Regions from separate parts of the Homo sapiens genome. Here region 2 is linked to region 1. A link is a loop called in an ENCODE intact Hi-C map of the cell type or tissue named here. Cell type or tissue: GM12878. All regions are shown on one strand. Links, peaks and the distances in the headings refer to the core of each region. The heading gives the core; the rest is flanking DNA.

Region 1 (11,091 bases), core at 1,296-9,295:
CATTGCTAGGAAGGCTCATTCCTAGGAAGTCATGTCCCATGAGGGGGAAAGTTGGAAAGGACCAAAGCTGAATTATAAAGCAAACACGAGAGAAATGGTCCTGAAACCTGATTCAGGCTGCATGACTGCCTCTTCAATCAAAGAAATTCTTTGAGCGACCATTATTCCAGACTTTTCAGTTGTGCATTGGTTCAATTGCAAACAAATGCAGTAACAGCAGTGTAGACAAAAACAGGACCAAACACCACAAATAATTATAATTACTAGAATAAGTAACAAGTTTTGCCACCAAGTTTCTCAGATCTGAAGCAGCTGCTTAGGCAATCATTTGGAAAGGGCCTTTGATCTGAAAAGTCAGTTATTTGGGTTTTCATATCAGCCATTAATTTAGTGATGTTACCTGATTCATCAGGGATTTGGACACAACACTCAGTTTCTACGTTAGCACAAGCTCCCCCTTGGGCTGCAGCAAGTGTGTCTAAAGCCATACAGTTCTGTAATACAGCCTTTCTCACAAGAGTAACTTCATTGTTTAATAATGAAATACCCATATGGCTATCATTTAGGGCCTTTATGTATCATTGTTAGGGCCTCTACACACCAAATGACATCCTCAATACCCAGCTGTAGTATGAAGATGAACGCTAATAAATGGTCATACCCGTGAAACATAGAACAAACCCAATGAGATTGCGAATGAGGAAAATTGGCAGGTTTTAGCAGAGTATGAACTACTCAACCCTGTGCCCAAGCATATCCCGAGGAATGTCGCCTAACCATCTTGGGGGTAACTGTGACCATAAGTTAGTGCCACAAAGCCCAGATGTTCCATTTGGAACTAACCAATGAATACCTGGTGGTTGTGCCCATTAGGTGGCATGCCAATCAGTACTCTGTCTCTAGTGCTATTGGGACAGGTATGTTTGGTATAATTTCTCTGTTCCAAAAATAAGGTGACAAGCTGACTGAGCTGGCCAAAGAAGGGGGCAAGCCAGATAAAACCATCCCAAATTTGTGTTGTATCATTCTAAAATTGACTTGTCTCAACTCTCAATTGGGGCAGTCTGGTTGTTTCATCTCTCAGGAGGGACAGTACCAGCATGAAAGCTAATGGACTAGTTTCTTTTACCGAGAAGCTCTTACTATGATCTTTATTCCGTAAAGTATTATTAATAGGCCAGTGATGTACATTATCCTTAGTCCTACTAGTGTCAAACATCGATGACTATTTTTGAGAAACACAGATATATTTCTGATATTCTATCCAATCTTTTCCTGGGAGATACCCATCATAATTGGCCAAAACTACTAGAAAGGGCATGAGACCACATACTCAACAAGGATATTTTTGAAAGCTTTTAGCATAGTCTTGGGCACTTTGCAAAGAGAAGTTTGCTTCAAGGGCAACAGCTGGTGATAGCAGAACCAAGACATGAGAACTAAGAATAAAAAGAAGTTTAGTGGGAGCTTGTAAAGGAAAATCTTCATCATCTATTTATTAACGAATGTTAATATTAAGCATTTGTTCAGATATAGACCTGGTCTGAAGCCTTGGGTTTTAGCTGTCTACATCAGATATCATCTTCTTTTCGACCTGGCATTAACTTGAGCTGAGAGTCATCTTCCGGGGAAACATTCCACTCAGGAGATACAGCCTTTTTTGATGAGAAACATGGATCTAGGAGTCTATTTTTTCTCATTTAACAGCACGAGGTTTAGTAAGGGACACTTTGGAAGGGCCCTTCTACTTCGGTCAGAAACAGTCTTTTAAAATATGTCATTTCCAATAAACAAAATTCCCTGGTTAAAGACTGTGAGTCTTTAATTCTTCATTTCCTGAGAGGTCTCTAATAATCTTTTACTAGATTATAATTTTTAGTTAATTGTTTCATAAGGTAATAACAATAAGGGAACATGTCTCCCTTTACAATTAAGGAGTTACAATTCCATGGGGACAGATTCATAGGTTTGCCAGTTATAGCAACAACTGACATTTTCTAAATGAGACTGATCTTAGGTTAAGAAAAACCAATGGAAGAGACTTTGGCCATGGAATCTTTAAAACTTCTGTTATTTTTGCCAATTGAATCTTAATTATTCAATTTGTATGCTCCACCAATCTAAATGATTGGGGATGACACGCACAATGAAAGTGTTGGAGGAGAGGCCAACTTTTACATACTGACTGAATTTTCTGTCTGGTAAAATGAGTACCTCTGTCACTGTGGAGTTTTAAGGGAGCTCCCCAAGTCAGAATAATCTTTCCTGAAAGAATTTTACTTACTGCTAAGGCAGTCAGTCAGTCACTCTTCTACATGGATAGACTTCTAATCAATGAGAAAACATGCAAATAATCACTAGAACATAATGGTATCCTTGCAGTGGTGGCAGCTGAATAGAATCTAATTGTCGTACTTCATAGGGGCCTTCAGTTAAAGGCAAATGTCCTCGGGAACTGTGTAAAGGTTTCCCTAGATTATATTTTGAGCAGATACATGGCAGTGATTGTATACCTTGTGAGCTATAATCAGAGATGGTTTTTGAAAGTATTGTTTTCCCCAAGCAACCATTTCATCAAGGCTCCAATGAGTTGAATCACGTCTATAGGTTAAAAATGACGACTGTAATTCAGCAGGAAGCATAGGTAAATTATTTGGCCCACACCACACCTCATCTTTGGGAGAGTATGTTCTCCTTTTCGTCTTCCAATTTTCCTGTTCAGCTTCTGGAGCTCTGTACTTAGCTCATTTTTTGTCAAATTCAGGTGCTTCTTTAAAAGTTAATATAGGTTACTTTTCTTGTTTAGATGCATTTAGTGCAGCTCTTTTTGCTGCCTTATCAGCTAGCTGATTTCCTTTGCTTTCTGGAGTATCTGATTTGGGGTGATCTGGGATTTTAATAATGGGCAGTGATCTTGGTATAATAATAAGCCTTCTAGCAATTGTGAAATAAGGTGTCCAATTTTTACAGACTGGTCAGAAGTGGTTAAAAACCTTCTTTGTTTCCATAGCATTCCAAAATCATGAGCAACTCCAAAAGCAGATCTGCTGCTTGCATGAATATTAGCAGTTATTCCTTTTGCCAGTTGACAGGCCCTGATTAATGCTACCAGTTCTGCTTGTTGAGTGAATGTGGCTCCTGGAAGGCAATCACTTTCTATTTCTCCCATTAAAGATACTATAGCATAACCTGCACAATAAGTCCCAGATTCATCCTTTAAGTTAGATCCATCTGTAAACCAAACAACATCAGTGCTAGGAAGGGGAGTCTCCTGGAGGTCTGTCTGGGAGAGAGAAGCGGTTGGTTAAGATTTTGCAATCTTGTGCCCTCTCATCTGAAGCCAGAGGTAGAAGAGTGACAGGGTTTAGATGATTGGACCTAGAGATTGTAATGTGAAGGACAGAATTAGGGGGATGCTGACCTTTAACAGTCATCTATATCCTTAATCCCCTAGAAGTTCGCCTGTTCAATACATCGGTTCTACTTGCTTCTGGAGTCTCAATTACCTGAGCTCACCACAGCCTAACATTTGTTGCATATTAAAGCAGTTGTCTTTAATTCAGAAGTGGTTTTGGAGAGCTTTATGTCTTCTTCCTATAGGGAAAGAACTTTGTCAGAGCCTCTCTTGAAAAGGTCTAAGTACCATTGGAAGTAACTCTCCCAATTATTGTTTAATTTTAGAGCTGTTTTTCTAGTTGTGTGTGTAAATAAACTAATTTAGGTATTTCAAAAGTATCTCATTTTGGCCATTGTAGTTTGGTGTCTTCACGGGTTAAGACTATTTCTCTAGATATTGACAGGAGGTGGCCCCATAAGTATTGCCTAGGAATCCAACTGGAGTTTCCATAGGTTGATCTCTCCTTTCAGAAGGAAGATGTGGTTTTACATAGATAACTGCCCATAAATTAAGTTCTTTTTAAGCTGAAAGTGAAAGATGTTTTGGATGTGGTGTGCTGCCCAATGAGGATTACTCCTCAAGGTGTCACCTACGAGTTGCTTCTCCCCTCTTACACATCTTGGCAAAACCCATGAGTCCTGGGTGCTTAAGGCACAGGGAGAGCAGCCTTTCATGGGGCCCCCTGGGTTAAGCAAGATTCCCCCTGTGTTCTTCTTTGAGGATTGCCTATGGGACCATTGCACATCACAAGCAATGAGCTCAAACACTCCCACAGGAACCTAGTTGCCTAAGGTACATTTTGTCCAGGAAGAATAGTGTCCCTTATCTTCAGGATTTATCTTCATTCTGATTAAAAGCTTTTCCCTGGCTTTGGCCACTCAGAAGGGACTTTAGATATGTCAAATGAACCCAGCTTCCAAGTTTAGCCAGTTTTTTTTTTTTTTAATTACAAACTTTGCTTAAACCACAAAAAAATTCACTTCCTCTTTTCAGAGAGAGAAATGGTTTCCTTTCCTGACCATAGTGCGAATGAGAGCAAAGGCTGCACAAACTCTAATGCATAGTTCAACAAACAACTGTTAACCTAAATCTATAGGACAGGCACAGTAGCTCATGCCTGTAATCCCAGCACTTTGAGAGGATCACTTGAGGCTAAGTATTGGAGATGAGCCTGGGCAACATAATGAGACCCTGTCTCTACAGAAAGTAAGTTAGCCAGGCATGGTGGCCCTGCACCTACAGTCCCAGCTTCTCCTGAGGATGAGGTGGGAGGATTCTTTGAGCCTAGGAGTTTGAGGCTGCGGTGAGCCATGAGTGCACCACTGCACTCCAGCCTGTGCAACAGAGCAAGACTCTGTCTATAAAAAAAAGCAAGACTCTGTCTATAAAAACAAAACAAAACACAAAATAAACAAAACAAAACCTGCAAAGAGCAGAATCTCTAGAGAACAAAACCCAAAACCTTACCTGAAAAGCAGAGCTTTAATTCCAGCTCTATTGAGCGTGGAATTAGGTGGCTTGAATAAGGTCTGAATATCAACAAAAATCAGGGAGATTTGAACTTGAAGAGGAACCTCACCAGAGACTCCTCCTGGCTCTAGTGAGGTCGAGTGAACAAAAGTCATTCATGCTAATACCAGTGCCCTGACTGTTGTTGGTGAAATGGTGGGGATCACTGGCGGCTTGCTTTGGGTCCCATCTGGGTCACCAAAATGTCATCCTAAAATAATCAAAAGGGTCAAAATCTAGTTTAAAGTGTTCAAATGCAAAGTCTGAAGATAGCCACCTAGGAAGCACAGATTTCAAAGAATGGAAGTGAGTGTTCTGAAGTGTCGAATTAGTTTATCTTTGGCCAGTGGCAACCTATTCAAGTTGTCTTTTGAATCTTTTGAGCAATCTCAGTAATCTCTGAGAGCCTCCTCGTTGTCTAGTATGACAAAATGTTCTAGGCTCATCCTCTACTTTTCCTTTCTCAGACTTGGAATCAGCCATTTTTTCTTTTTCTTTTTTTCTTTTCCTTTTTTTTTTTTTTTTTTTTTTGAGACAGAGTCTCGCTCTGTCACTCAGGTTGGAGTGCAGTGGCAAGATCTTGGCTCACTGCAACCTCCACCTCCCAGGTTCAAGAGATTCTCCTGCCTCAGCCTCCTGAGTAGCTGGGATTACAGGTGCGCACCACCACGCCCGCTAATTTTTGTATTTTTAGTAGAGATGGGGGTTTCACCATGTTGGTCAGGCTGGTCTTGAACTCCTGACCTCGAGGAGGGTGATCCACCCACCTCGGCCTCCTAAAGTGCTGGGATTACAGGTGCATGATTGCTTTGATTTGGAAATGATGACTAGAAACAGCAATATGAGAATTAAGACTCCTCATTGCTCTTAGGTTGATCTTTTCAGAGGATAGAGGTAGGAAATATATATATATTTTTAAATAAAATACATCATGAATTTATATATATTCAAATATAGAATAGGACTTTTAACTCAATCTTCTGCATCTTACGTTTGTATTTCCTTTCTCTCATGACAAAAATCCTGGTTTCTGATGGCACCAAGACAATTACTTATTTGCTTAATCTCACAATGCACACGACAGTCTCAGAATAACAATACCTACCACTAGCTGCAGTGATTTGATAATTTTAAGATTTATTTGCAGTTCTTTTTGTCCACAGAGTATATCTCAATAGAAATTTATAGTCAGTTTACAATGTTTCAAAGTCATTTGGAATAGTTCCTCTATGTGGTTTTGCCATCCATCTGATACACAGTTGTATTTACTTGACTAATTTTGCTCTCAATTGTTAAGTATCTGATTTTGTTATGTTTAATTTTGTTTTATAATTATGCAAAGTATTTACACTGTACCAAATTCAAATATACAAAACAAGGTATATTCATAGAAGTATTGCTTTGACCCTGTCCCTTCTTTTTTTTTTTTTTCCCTCACTCTGTCACCCAGGCTGGAGTACAGTGGCATGATCTCAGGTCACTGCAACCTCCTTCTCCTGGGTTCAAGCGATTCTTGTGCCCCAGCCTCCCGAGTAGCTGGGATTACAGGCATGCACCAGCACGCCCAGATGGGAAACTCCTTGTCTACTAAAAAAATACAAAAAAAGGGGTCTCCCCATGTTGGCCAGGCTGGTCTTGAACTCCTGACCTCACTTGTTTTACCCACTTCGGCCTCCCAAAGTGCTGGGATTATAGGCATGAGCCACTGTGCCTGGCCCTGCTCCTTCTATATAATTCCTTCTTTCATCATAGATAACCATTTAAAGAACTGTATATGTTAAGCCTTCCCTGCCTTTAAAAAATTTAAGGACTTGTCTGAAGATGACTCCATGGTAATATAGAGATAATTCTCATTTCTTTTTTGTAGCAGGCTTGTACTCCATTGTATGGCTGTATCCTGATTTATTCTTTATTGAATCCATTCTCCATTATGGATATTTGGATTGCTTCCAAGTTCTTTATTATTATTAATGGTGTTGCAATGCATGGCCTTGTGCATCTTCTTATAGTTTTGCCAATGTATCTTTTGAATAGATTACTCAACATGGTGTCGCTGAGTAAATATCTAGCAAGGTATCAGCAAATCTTCCTCTGGAAGAGAGGTGAAATTTTGCATTCCCACCAGCAGAGCAAAAGTGCTTGCTTCCCCACAGTCTGGTCAACTGTTTATGTGATCAAACTTTTGGATTTTTCCCATCCAGTGATAATTGAGAACTAGAATCTCAGAGAAGTGTAAAATTATACTTCTCTTACTATTAGCACTGTTGAGCTTTTTGTAGGTCACTTGAATTTGCTTATCAATTGTTTCTTAGTTTCGTTTTACAATAGAGTGTTATCGGTCTTTTCTTCTCAAATTCTAAAAGCTCTGTTTATGTGAAGAATAATCGCTTTGGGTGACGTAAGTGGCACATATTTTCCCCAGTTTGTCATTTGTCCCCTTTTTACATTACTTATGACACTTTTCACATATAAAGGTTTCTAACTTTATTTTATTTTTTACATCGTCAATTGTATCAGTCCTTTCTCTTTTTACTTCTGGATTTTGAGTCATGATTAGGAACATTTTTCCAAGTGTCATGTAATAAAGCAATTCACTCATGTTTCATGTAGTATTTGTATGGTTTCATTTTATTACATTCCTGATACACTTGGAATTTATCTTGTTTTATGGTGTGAGAAATGGATCCATTTCCTCCTTTTAAAGTATAGCTATCTATCTGTTAATAGTTGTCCTAATACTACTCACTTAAATGTTCATCTTTTTCCCACTAATTTGAGGTGCTGACTTTATTATATGTTAAATTTTCCTATGCAGTTGTATTCATGCAGGGCTTTCTGTTCTACTGAAAGTATCACTAAGGGTTATGACGGAAGTTTGAATTCTAGTTAAATGAATAAGCAGGTCCTGTGTTGCCCAGAGCACAGGAGAAGAGGTATAAAGTGGTATTAGCCATTTTCTCTGCAAGGTAAAAGACGTGAAACATTTTGGATGTTTAATGAATAGTTACATGAGTGACTCAATTAAAAAAGTAAATTAGTAAATGATCAAAGAAATACACTTGAGATATATATTTGGAACAGGACAAAGTTTCTATGAAATAGCAATTAGTGACAATGCAGTGGTGGACAGTATAACAGGGAGAAAATAGTAGTATTTATAATCTATCTGCTTAGAAAAAGAATAACTTTGTTGCATATTTTAAAATGTGAAACTCTGAGAACTTGTGTGTAAATATTAAAATATACTCAGATAATTTCATTATATTGAAAATTCTTATTACTGTATTGAAAATAAACCAATGATGAATCCTTTAGTGGAGAGAATCTTTTTTTTTCAATTGTGAATAATTGTAATTTAAATGAGATGTTTTCTTGGTTCAAATTTTGTGTGTAAGATTTTTTAATAGTGAGGCACATTGACATGTTTTGAAAACAGAGTGTAACAAAAACAGTGACCATTTCTCCTTTGAGAATGAAAATAATGACATAAAAAATAATTAATCTAGGTTTTCATTACACTGGGAAGACAACTCATAGACACCATTGTCCAGAAATCTGTGACAAAACGCCTAATTAGTGTTTCTTATCTAGCTTGGAAGTAACAGCCAGAACTCTGAAGGTGTCATCCTGACTTTTGAAGGATTTTACACATAATTCAACATAGCTATGTGTGAAGAGCTCTTCACACATCTCCGCCTTTCTTTTGTAGTTCAACATACAATACTACAAAAGAAGTTAATAAATAGTTCTGTAAATAAATTACTTTAGGAGGTACACAGGGAAATTAAAGAACAGGCAGGAAAGGAAGGAAAAACATTAAGCGAGAAGGAAAATTGACAAGATTGAGAAAGGAACTTCTCCATCTGGCGAAAGATTCAGGGCTCAAAATTCCCTTTTCAGCCATGGCTGGAGTGTGTGGAAGAAATGACAAAGCTAGTCCTCACTAAGCACCTGGGGAACAGAAGGGCTCTTTCTATGTTGTTAGCTTTGCAGTAGTTCTCTGGATTTTCTTGCTCTAGGATGTTATAATCAAGACATATTGAAAGTGTAGCCTCTCTTTTTTTATAATCTTGTGATTCTCAGAACCAGCAGTAAGAAATGTAGAAAGCAGTGAGATGAAAAATAGCTTGGGAAGAGCAGCCTACTTTATTTTCTCTTAAAGCTTGAAAATATTTTTGTTTTATTGAGGGGCTAAAGTTTGGATTGGCCCAATTAATATTCATGTGGTTTTACCACCCTTACTAAGTATACTTAACCTCTCCTTTGGACATTTTCCGTCTCTTTATTTTTTATTATTATTATTTTTTTTAACTTGAACTAGCCCTTAGTTTCACAACATTGGCTGCCCACCCTAGGGGCATGAAAGTTACCTGAATTAAGTTTAACTCTAAAACATACAGTAAACCTTTTAAATTTGGTCACACTTGCCTCTGAACCACTGTTAATATAACTAAATGTATGCCAAAGTTATTCTGAAAAGCATTTTTTTCCCTATTCTTTTAATCCTCTTATGTCAAATGGATAAGTGAATTTGTAGAGTATCATCATTCAGATTTGTCCTTGTTCTTCCTGCAGTTTGAACTATAATCTCAACCCCAGAAAAGGAAAAACTTCTTCCAACATGTTTGCAAATAATTTCTCTTGTCTATGAAAAATTTTTTGGCAATAATGAGGGAATTATATGGCTTATGGACCCAGTAAAGTTTTGTGCTGAATGTCAGCTGAGATGCGTGGCAGAGGGGCCAAGTGAAGGCCAAGAAAGCAGGTAGGGAAATAGAAAATATTTTTGGTACTCTTGTACAACTTAAATTTGCTACAATAGCTTTGTAAGACCCCATTGCGGGAAGATTCTCTGGTGGGACTTTTTCTGCATCTGGGAATTCTACCATGAATTTCAGGTCTCAACTAAGAAAAAATCTTCACTCAACTTGGTACTCTGGACTTTTCAGGTGTTGTGTCTTTTTGAGGGCAAGAGAATAGGATATTTTCATTTACCAGCTCCCAGAAAAGCAAACATTATTATTTGAAGGGGTACGTGTTACAGGAGCATCTCACCATGTGTTTCCCCTTCTGATATATATATATACATATTTTTTTTTTTTTTTTTTACCTGAGACAGAGTTGCCCAGACTGGAGTGCAGTGGCGCGATCTAGGCTCACTGCAAGCTCCGCCTCCTGGGTTCATGCCATTCTCCCACCTCAGCCTCCCGAGTAGCTGGGACTACAGGCGTCTGCCACCACGCCCGGCTAATTTTTTGAATTTTTAGTAGAGACGGGGTTTCACCGTGTTAGCCAGGATAGTCTCGATCTCCTGACCTCGTGATCCGCCCACCTCAGCCTCCCAAAGTGCTAGGATTACAGGCGTGAGCCACCGCGCCCAGCCCCTTCTGATATATTTTAATTCATTTAAAGGTAAGCTTAGAAAACAAATATTAGGGACAGTTTTAAGGGGTGATGATTTTGAAAGTGAAAAACCCTGGGGCTAGGACTAGGTGTGGTGATGATTTTTAAAAATTCTTTTATTCATTTATTATGCAGACAACTATTCAACACCTGTTCTATGCCAGGCACTGTGTTAGCTATTGGGAATAAAACAATGGCCAATATAGTTATAGTTCCTGCCTTTTACAAGGCTTAGTATCTAACAAGGAAGTCAGATAATTAAACAAATAACAACGTAAGCGTACATACATTTTGTGATAGATAATTATGTAGTTTATCATTCAAACTGGGACCTGAAGATGAAGGGGGAACTCTCAATAATTATGCTGGGCCAAGAGGTTTACACCGAGATCACCCTGGGCAAAAGGAGATGTTTCTGACCTTAGGGTTAAGAGATCCAGAGATGGTTACAGGACTGTGTATAAGGATCGCTTAATCCAGTCTGTATGTGATGATGGTGGGAGAAAGATTTTTAGGAGGAAATTACGTTGTTACTCATAGGACTGCCTCTTCAGGTGGGTTCTCTCCTGCGGCTCTCTAATGACTGCCTGTACGTCTGGAAGCCAAATGCTTCATATTTGTAAGACCAGCTGGGAGAAAGGAGTCTGCTACCCCAACAGCTCAACCCGAGTCTTAGATTTGAGTCTCATTGGCCTGATGGACTCATGTGCCCATCTCTGAACCAATCACTGTGGACTGGGGAATGGAATCTGGAGACTGGCCTATCCCTGTGACAGGTGAAT
Region 2 (8,000 bases), core at 1-8,000, 150 kb after region 1:
AGCTGGCACTAGGAAGTCTCAATACCACGTCAATTTCTGCCTTTGAATTTACCTTGTGTGCATCTCTACCCTGGAAAATATGTCATTTTATGCTTTATGTCAACCAGGTGGTAGAAAATTGTGTGGGGGGTGGGGGCGGAGGGGTGGAATTCTTCTTAATTTTTCACTCCTGCTGTCTTCATGGCCAAACCCTATTATTCTGCTGTGGCTGACTAGTACAGGATTCTGGAGTAATAAATAATTTGTTTCAGTCCCTCTTACGTTTTCTGACAAATTCTCTATCAGGTTTTGCTACCCCTGTTAAGGCATTAATCTGAAGTGTCGCCTGCTGACGCTAGCAACTGTTGGTATAACCTGTCACTGCTTACAGAAAAATCCAAGAGAAAAGACATCAGATTCAAAGGGTTCCCCTCCAACTTCTTTTTATATCGCCAGTGCCAAAACAGCGTATAGCACAACTTGGCTGTAAAGAAGAAGTGCAGGGACCAGATTTCACTATCATTAAATAAAAAGAGCCATCTGGGAAATCTTGGTGTCCTTAGCAAGCTGTCATTGACTCCTCTCCAGCCTTCTCTTCCAAAGCCAAGGTTTCCTTGGGATTGTTATCATGAGTAAAAACAGCTGGTTTTCCTCCTATGAGGATGCTGTGTGTGCCAAGCACAGAGAGAGCTCAGAAGGCAGCCGTGTACCAGGTTGCCTCGCGGTGGGGGTGTGCTGGACAGTTATCAGGTGTTTCATCACATTCCCACACAGTTCTCAAAGAAGTTTTGGAAGCAATTTCATCCACTGGGGCATGATAATGAGGAAGAGAGTTCTCCTGGCCTGTAGCACATATCTCCTCAAATTCGTCATCACCATCAAAAGGTTTTCATTTACACCTTTATGCATCTAGTGCTTTGGTGTAACAGTGTAAGTGGAAAACATTGGGGGTAAAACACTTTTTGGGTGTGAAAACGAGAATTTCCTTGGTTTGCATTGTTTTCTATATCCCTTTAATGCCGCAACTTGGAAAGTTACATGCCTGAATGAAAGGGGGTTACATAGTCCCAGAAATTAAGTTACCAGATGTGATTTTAAAGTATGATATAAAAATAACCTGACATCAGCATTACATCTAGGCAGGAATGCTGTCAGAGAACGCTACGTTAGAAACACTCTCCTTAAATGTGTTTTTCTGCAACTAGTCACTAAAATTGGCAGTGATTTCTTGTGCAGTGTAGGATTTCTCTGTTTCACCTTTAATCTCTAAAATCGGTTTCTAAAATAATGTCACTTGTGGGTGAATGTGGGCCGCTGCTGTAGAATTAAATACCCTTCTGTTTCCTTTCGGGGAATCGGCAAGACAATCACCTGGGAACACTGGACCAAATCTCCCTGGACTGTTGAGATTTATTAGGGCAGCTCTCTATGGAGCCAGCAAATCTCAGATCTCTGGCAAATGGACCATGTGCAGACTGAGAAATGTCACCATCACACGTTTACACATTCACAGAAGCTTTGTCTGATTATCATTTAAGTCTTTTGGGATGAGCATTTCTTTCCAATGCTAGTAGGTCAGATTGCCCTTATGAACTAGGATATTGAGAGCCTTTAAAAATTAGTTTTTAGGAGTCCTGAAATGCTCCCTTTTCTTATATACTGCCTCAATTACTTGTTTTGTTTTCTTTTGTCCAATGACTTATGTTGAAATCCACAGTAATTTTTGTGGAAATTACAGTGTCTTCTAAGTCAATGGGAACAACTGGTTTTTCTCTGCTTCCCCACTGCTTGAAAATCAGAGAGAGCTCAGTCCTCAGTGTTTTTGTTTTCTTCTGGACACTTATGTAATTGAATTAAGAAAGGATTCAGAGGCAATAGATGGTAGAAGCGACTTTATGCAGCGAGAAAATGAAAGGTTAAGGAGAGGAGGAAAACTCTATGAGAGTGAAAATAGAACTATCTATCTGGAATTATATCACATGATGTGCCCCTTTCACTGAGTGATCTTTGGCACTTTATTTCAGTAAAAATAAAATGGCAGGTTGAGCATTGTTGTCCACTATGTTAGGTTTTCCTAACCCTGACGTATTTCCATTATCAGTTTCTCAAAGTGTCAGAAACTCACCAGAATAGCCTTCAGGATGTCCTTCTTTTTCTTCAAAGATACAGTGTGGAAAATATGGGTTTAAGGTAATAAGAATTTCTGTTGGAATGCAAATATATCATCTATGAGGAATAATTTATTAAACCATTGTTACCCTAGAAAACAATAGTGTATCAGATTGCATTACTTAGCTAACGGAATTCTAGGAGAATGGGATGAAGGAAAGGTCAACTTTGAAGAATGTTTGGTGTTCAGTTTATAGTGGGTTGACTTGATGGACTGTTATTTTGGAAAGGTGATAAGGGTGATCCTTGGGAAGGGAAGTAAGAAGGAAAACAGAATATACTAAAGATACTTATTTACTCAAAATTTTGCTGAGAGCTTTCTCTTATTTTAGGTGAATGCACAAATGGAAGTCTTAAATCATTCAGCATATGAAAAATCTGAAAATAGAGAACTAAAAGTACAAATTTCATTTTGCTAAACTGGTTGTGCATTTATTCTAAATTAAAAATAGACAGGGCCATCCTTGACTCTTGACCCAGTGCATTGTGTGTAGACAATCTGCAGAGACATGAGGGTCTACTTTCCTATTCAAAACTAAGGAGGATTTTGGAGACAATCCTTCTTGTGAATAGAGCAAATAATTTAGCTCCTAAGCATCCATCTAAAGCAACAGTAGCTTTCAGTGGTTGTTTTAATAGATTTACACTAATGAGATAAAGCCAATGTGATGATGTCTGTGATTGTTTGTTGGTCTAATCTAAAAGGTTACATGCTTTTGGCATTTCAGTATTTGTCCACAGTCTACAAAATTCTTTACAGTGAATCTTCAAAGAAAAGGACAGGGGAGAGGTGAAAAAAAAAGATCAATTTTCGCATGTTATCATCAGGTTTGGTGGCAAAGAATGTTAAAAAATCTCAGCAAAAGTGTAATTTGGGATAAACAGCAGATTCAATTTAATCATATTTTCTCTTTCCCCAATAGGAAAGATAATGAAGGGTTGGCTGTTGACATTAGTCAATAGACAACACTTATTATTCCTGTGCAGTGAAGTGTTTCATGAGGAAGTGCTGAATAGGTAGACAAAGAAAATGAAATGTCCTTTGATGAAAAGACTAACACAATACAATCAACGGTAGAAATCTTCCCACCAAAATCAATAAAAAAGAACTGTGTAATATTTTATTTATTTATTTTTTTGAGACAGAGTCTCGCTTTTTCACCCAGGCGGGACTGCAGTGGCCCTATCTCGGCTCACTGCAGGCTCCGCCTCCTGGGTTCATGCCATTCTCCTGCCTCAGCCTCCCGAGTAGCTGGGACTACAGGCACCCGCCACCGCGCCCAGCTAATTTTTCGTATTTTTTAGTAGGGGTTTCACTGAATATTTTTTTAAAAAAATAATTTGTCTAGATCATCTGGTTAAGTCTGAAGTTATGAAAACACTGTACCTAGAAAGTGACTTTTTTTTGGTTATAAATGGTAGCTATACAGTGGTTGAGAGAGTATGGACCATGGGAATTTTGTAGCAGGCAAGAAAGGTTAGAACACTATCAGTCCTATGAACTGTAGAACTTGTGGCAAGCATGCAATCTTTCAAAAAATTCATTGAAAAAATTTCACTGAAATCCATACAAAACTCGTAAGATGTGTCAACTTGAAAAGTTTCATCGTCATCTTGGTTTTAGATGTCTGGCTTAACTGTAAATTGAAAGAGAATCTTGTTAATTGTACTCTATCTCACCAGAGAGACAAAAGTAAAATATGTCATAATGTAATTGAGGCCTCCTTTCTTTCATCCAGGAACTTTGGACTTTCATTTTTTTTAATGTTGAAACTGAAATGACTTTTATTAGTTAATTTTGTGTGCCTTATAGTAACACCATCCAACCCTCACTTAGAAACTGAGACACTTCCAACTTAAAAGCAACATTTAGGCAAATGGTGAAGCAACATTTTTGGGGACTCAAGTATTTAAAGGTACTTCCTTACAATTCTTCAGTGTCTCCTCACAGTAAACATGCAGCTAATTTCCTGTTCTCTCCCAAGTGTAAAACATTAGTCAGTCACTTAGCTGTTCCCTTTGGGCCAGAGGACCCGTCTCATTTAGATGAGTCATTTTGTGAGGCTCTGAAGCAAGTTGGTGGTGAAAGAAACTATTCTAAAAGGGATTTTGTCAGCATGGTTTGCACAGCTAATTGATGATGGCAAATCTTAGAACCTTAAGGAGGCAGATACTTGAGTAAAGTGAGCAAAATGGGGCTTTCAAATCTACTGTTTTCAAAATATTTTTCCAACACACTTCCTATAATACTTTAAAAAAAAAGACATCATTAAGATTCTGTATAGACATAAAACACTTTCTGATTTTTCACTTGACTCTCTGATATATAATCTAAAACATCTAGAATATCATGGTACATTTAATGTAAGTAAGTCCTGCTGGACCTATGGCTAAAGAGCTAGGCCCATCCATCTATGAATATTTTATGGCAAATTTTACTATAGAATTAAGATACTTAAAAGAAAAGCAATAATACAAATGTGTGGGCAGAAGATCCTCCTAACTCAGTGTAAAATAGTGATAACATGGAATTCAGGGTGAGAAAAGAGAGGGTTTGCTTCCAAGAATTATCGCTCTGTCTCTCTCTCTCTCTCTCACACACACACACACACATACACACACAGTGGATTAAATAGGACCAGAGTAGGAGAATTTACTTTTTCCAAAGTGTGAGAATCCTTCAATTTCCTCAAGTTCTTTCCCTCTATAATAATCTCTTTCAGACTGTTTTCCTTCTGTAATAGTCCCCCTTAGTAGCCTCTCTACAGTACTGATGCAGACAAACTGATGGCTAAGTAAGGTTTGTCTTTGGTATTCCCATTCCTGTCCTCTTTAGCACCATATTTTCCAGTTTGGCACCATCTTTTCCAGGCTTTCTTGCTATCTCCACTGATAAGACTTCTTGTTTATTTGGTGCCTTCTTTCAACCCTGACATCTTCATCTCAAGCAGTGTTTTACTCTTCCAACTTCCACCAAAGATGATGTGTTCTGTGTGTTGTCTCAAAGTCTTGATGGGTGGCTGAGTCAAAGATATACACTTAATGAATTGTTGGTGCTAAGATTTTAAAAGACAGTTAGGTCATAGTGTGTTTCCATGCCTCTAATTGAAAAGGCCAGTTTGAGCCAATATTTTTTAATCCAAAGGATTGGCTCTAACTGGATTTGACAGGCTCGTGGTAGACAGATCTGTAGGTGAATGGGTCTTTGTTTCCTTAAAACATGTCTTCTAGGTGACTACCTACCCCACTTGTCTCAGGCAGGCCCCCCTCCTCTCACCGAGTCCTGTACCTCACATGGGACCCTGCTAGAAGGTTTGGAATACATCTTCGGTGCTGGGGGTAGACTCCCCTCTGGTTCTCTATGATAGGAACTCTGTTCTGGGGCTTCTCAAGAAGCGTGACTCAGTGCTAAGTCTAATTTTTTTTTTTTTTTTTTTAGCCAGAGTTTTGCTGTGTTGCCCAGGCTGGTATACAGTGGTGCGATCTTGGCTCACTGCAACTTCTGCCTCCCAGGTTCAAGCGATTCTCCTGCCCCAGTCTCCCAAGTAGCTGGGATTACAGGCACACGCCACGATGCCTGGCTAATTTTTGTATTTTTAGTGGAGACAGGGTTTCGCCACGTTGGCCAGGCTGGTCTCGAACTCCTGACCTCAGGTGATCCACTCACCTCGGCCTCCCAAAGTGCTGGGATTACAGGCGTGAGCCACCATGCCTGGCTGATTCAGTGCTAACTCTAATTAGAGGCCATTGCTGACCCTGTAAAATTGGTAGACACTTAAGGCAGTTGCTATTTCTTCCCCTTGTCTCAACTGTTTTACTCTTCCTTTTGTGTTGTTTCACAGTGAAAGCATCATCAGAAGCAGTTAAAGTGACAAATATTGGGTTAACCAGACAGTTTCACGATACATCTCTCCTTTTCCCTTTTTATAGTGGACACCTTTGAGAGTGTGAAGTTGCCATCCACAGAATAGATGATCTTTGAAAACCTTGGAGAGAAACATCTTTCAACTGCTTTTGAGGGGAATAAACATGACACAGAAAAAGAAAATCTGGGAATGCCTTTTTCTAATGCATTTGACTGTCTGGCTGTCTGACTTCCAAAACAGTTGGAGCTATAAAATGTTAAATTTGGCTTAAGGAAGTCGTCAGTGAGAAATACTACCCCAAGTTTTGAAGAGGAAAAAAAAAAGTTAAAACATGTATTAAAAGTTAATAGTGGCAAAATTTACAAGTCTGGGCATGTAGAGATTCAACACTTTCAATCTGCTAATTTGCCAAGGCATAATTTACCCACACAGTTCATAAACACATTTAGATGCTCAGAAAGAAACACGTGATCTTCTTGAGATTTATAGAAAATGGACATATCAATTCCTTCCTTCAGGGAGTCTGCAATCCAGGAGGCGGAAAAAAATGATGCATAATTTGTAAGTGGACATTGGTGAAAGAGAGTGGACAAATACTGAAGGGCTTAGTTAGGAAGGATGCCTTACATGTCAGGAGTTCTTGTATTTAGAGGTGGGCATCCGAATTATTACTTTAACTCTGGGAAGGATTTGGCACCTATACTGAAGGAGCCGACAGCTGTTTCCATGACTTGAGTTGTTTAGAAAGCTTTAGGTTCTTAGAGCCTATGGATTAATGTAGAAGAATATGGGTTGAAAGGGATGCAGTGAATGTACAGGTCAAGGACACAGCAGCTGGTAACTTACACCCAGCTGGAGACAAAAGGTCTGACTTTGTTCACGGGAGAGTTTAGAGACATTTAAAGAGAATGAGAAACTTCTTCCCCTATTACTAAAACAATGTATATTTATTGTAGAAAGCTTGGGGACTCTAAAAAAGCAGAAATTATAATAAAAATTGCTTCTAATCTCCCCACTCAACACAGCCACTGTTAATATGTTCCTGTAGATCTCATATCTTTTTTCCGCCTATAATTACCTAATTTGTCTTTAATAAGAACGGCATAATTCCTATTACATGTATTTTTTGAACCTGCTTCTTTCATTTCATGATATATCTTCAACATCTGGAAAGAGATTTCTGGAAAAGTGGTATTTAAGATTGGCTGAAGTAGAGAAGGGACTGGAGAGAGGGACGTCAGTAACAAAGAAACAGAAAATCAAAGACTTATTAAAGGGTCCTCAGTCCATGGGGAATATAACTGTCATGGGTGAACCTTATTCATTTAAAAGGCTTTAATAGATCAAAGTTCTGGAGGCTGGCAAAAGAATTCAGAATCAAAGACCTGGTTTGGGTCCCAGGTCCTTCCCTTACAAGCTAAGTCCCCTCAACAAATTCCTAAACATCTCTGGGCCTTAGATTCAAGAAAATTAACTGGGCATTTTATCACGGGTCAAAATCCTCGATGCTTTCATACACACATTCTGATTATCCTAGCAATAACCTTGCTAGGGAGGGATTGTTGACTGCATTCTGTAGGTGGATAACTAGAAGCTCCTAAAGGTTAATTTTCCCAACAAATGGCAGAGCTGACACCCAAACCTGGTTCCAGGTCTCTTCCCATAACATCCTGGCACTTATCTCATCCCTCATACAGAAAACAGGGCTAAGATTACATATCCTCCCTACCTCACAGTGTGTTGTGAGATGCAGGACCTATTGTATATAAAACTTTTTGTAAAGTATTAAGCACAGAAGACAAATTTTAGCTATCTCAAACAAATCTCATTTCAAACCATCCACTTGAATGCATATTTTGATCTTGAATCGACCCTTCAGACATAGTGCCTTGTGTATTCCCAGAAAGGTGCATTTAGGTCACCTGAATATGAGCTTCATCTGGCACAATAGTTTCTCCTATTTCATTTCTCCTGTTTTTCCCAAGG

Evidence for each region. Hi-C counts contacts between places; a loop is a spot of excess contacts. Peaks named below come from ENCODE experiments on the same cell type or tissue, not always from the same donor. Only the 100,000 strongest peaks of a DNase experiment are listed, where the experiment ranks them.
Region 2: a loop joins it to region 1, with 2.2 times the contacts of the local background. A loop is called at or near these places in 2 of 110 quality-filtered maps.

Annotation. Positions count from the first base shown.
Region 1 is chr2:215,805,103-215,816,193 of GRCh38, reverse strand. The region is part of intron 1 of LINC00607 (long intergenic non-protein coding RNA 607); the gene reads left to right. It also overlaps the pseudogene COXFA4P5. Among named protein-coding and RNA genes, the nearest start is that of LINC00607, 33 kb to the left of the region's middle. In GM12878, for the core only: no CTCF peak of the experiment used is centred there; a DNase peak (open chromatin) is centred at 4,423; H3K4me3 peaks cover 1,419 bases; H3K27ac peaks cover 1,240 bases.
Region 2 is chr2:215,661,165-215,669,164 of GRCh38, reverse strand. All of the region lies in intron 5 of LINC00607 (long intergenic non-protein coding RNA 607), which reads left to right. LOC102724861 (a long non-coding RNA gene) reads right to left here. Exons shown (of 8, transcript NR_187737.1): 3 at 3,720-3,785; 4 at 2,105-2,182. Among named protein-coding and RNA genes, the nearest start is that of LINC01614, 53 kb to the left of the region's middle. In GM12878, for the core only: no CTCF peak of the experiment used is centred there; a DNase peak (open chromatin) is centred at 4,174.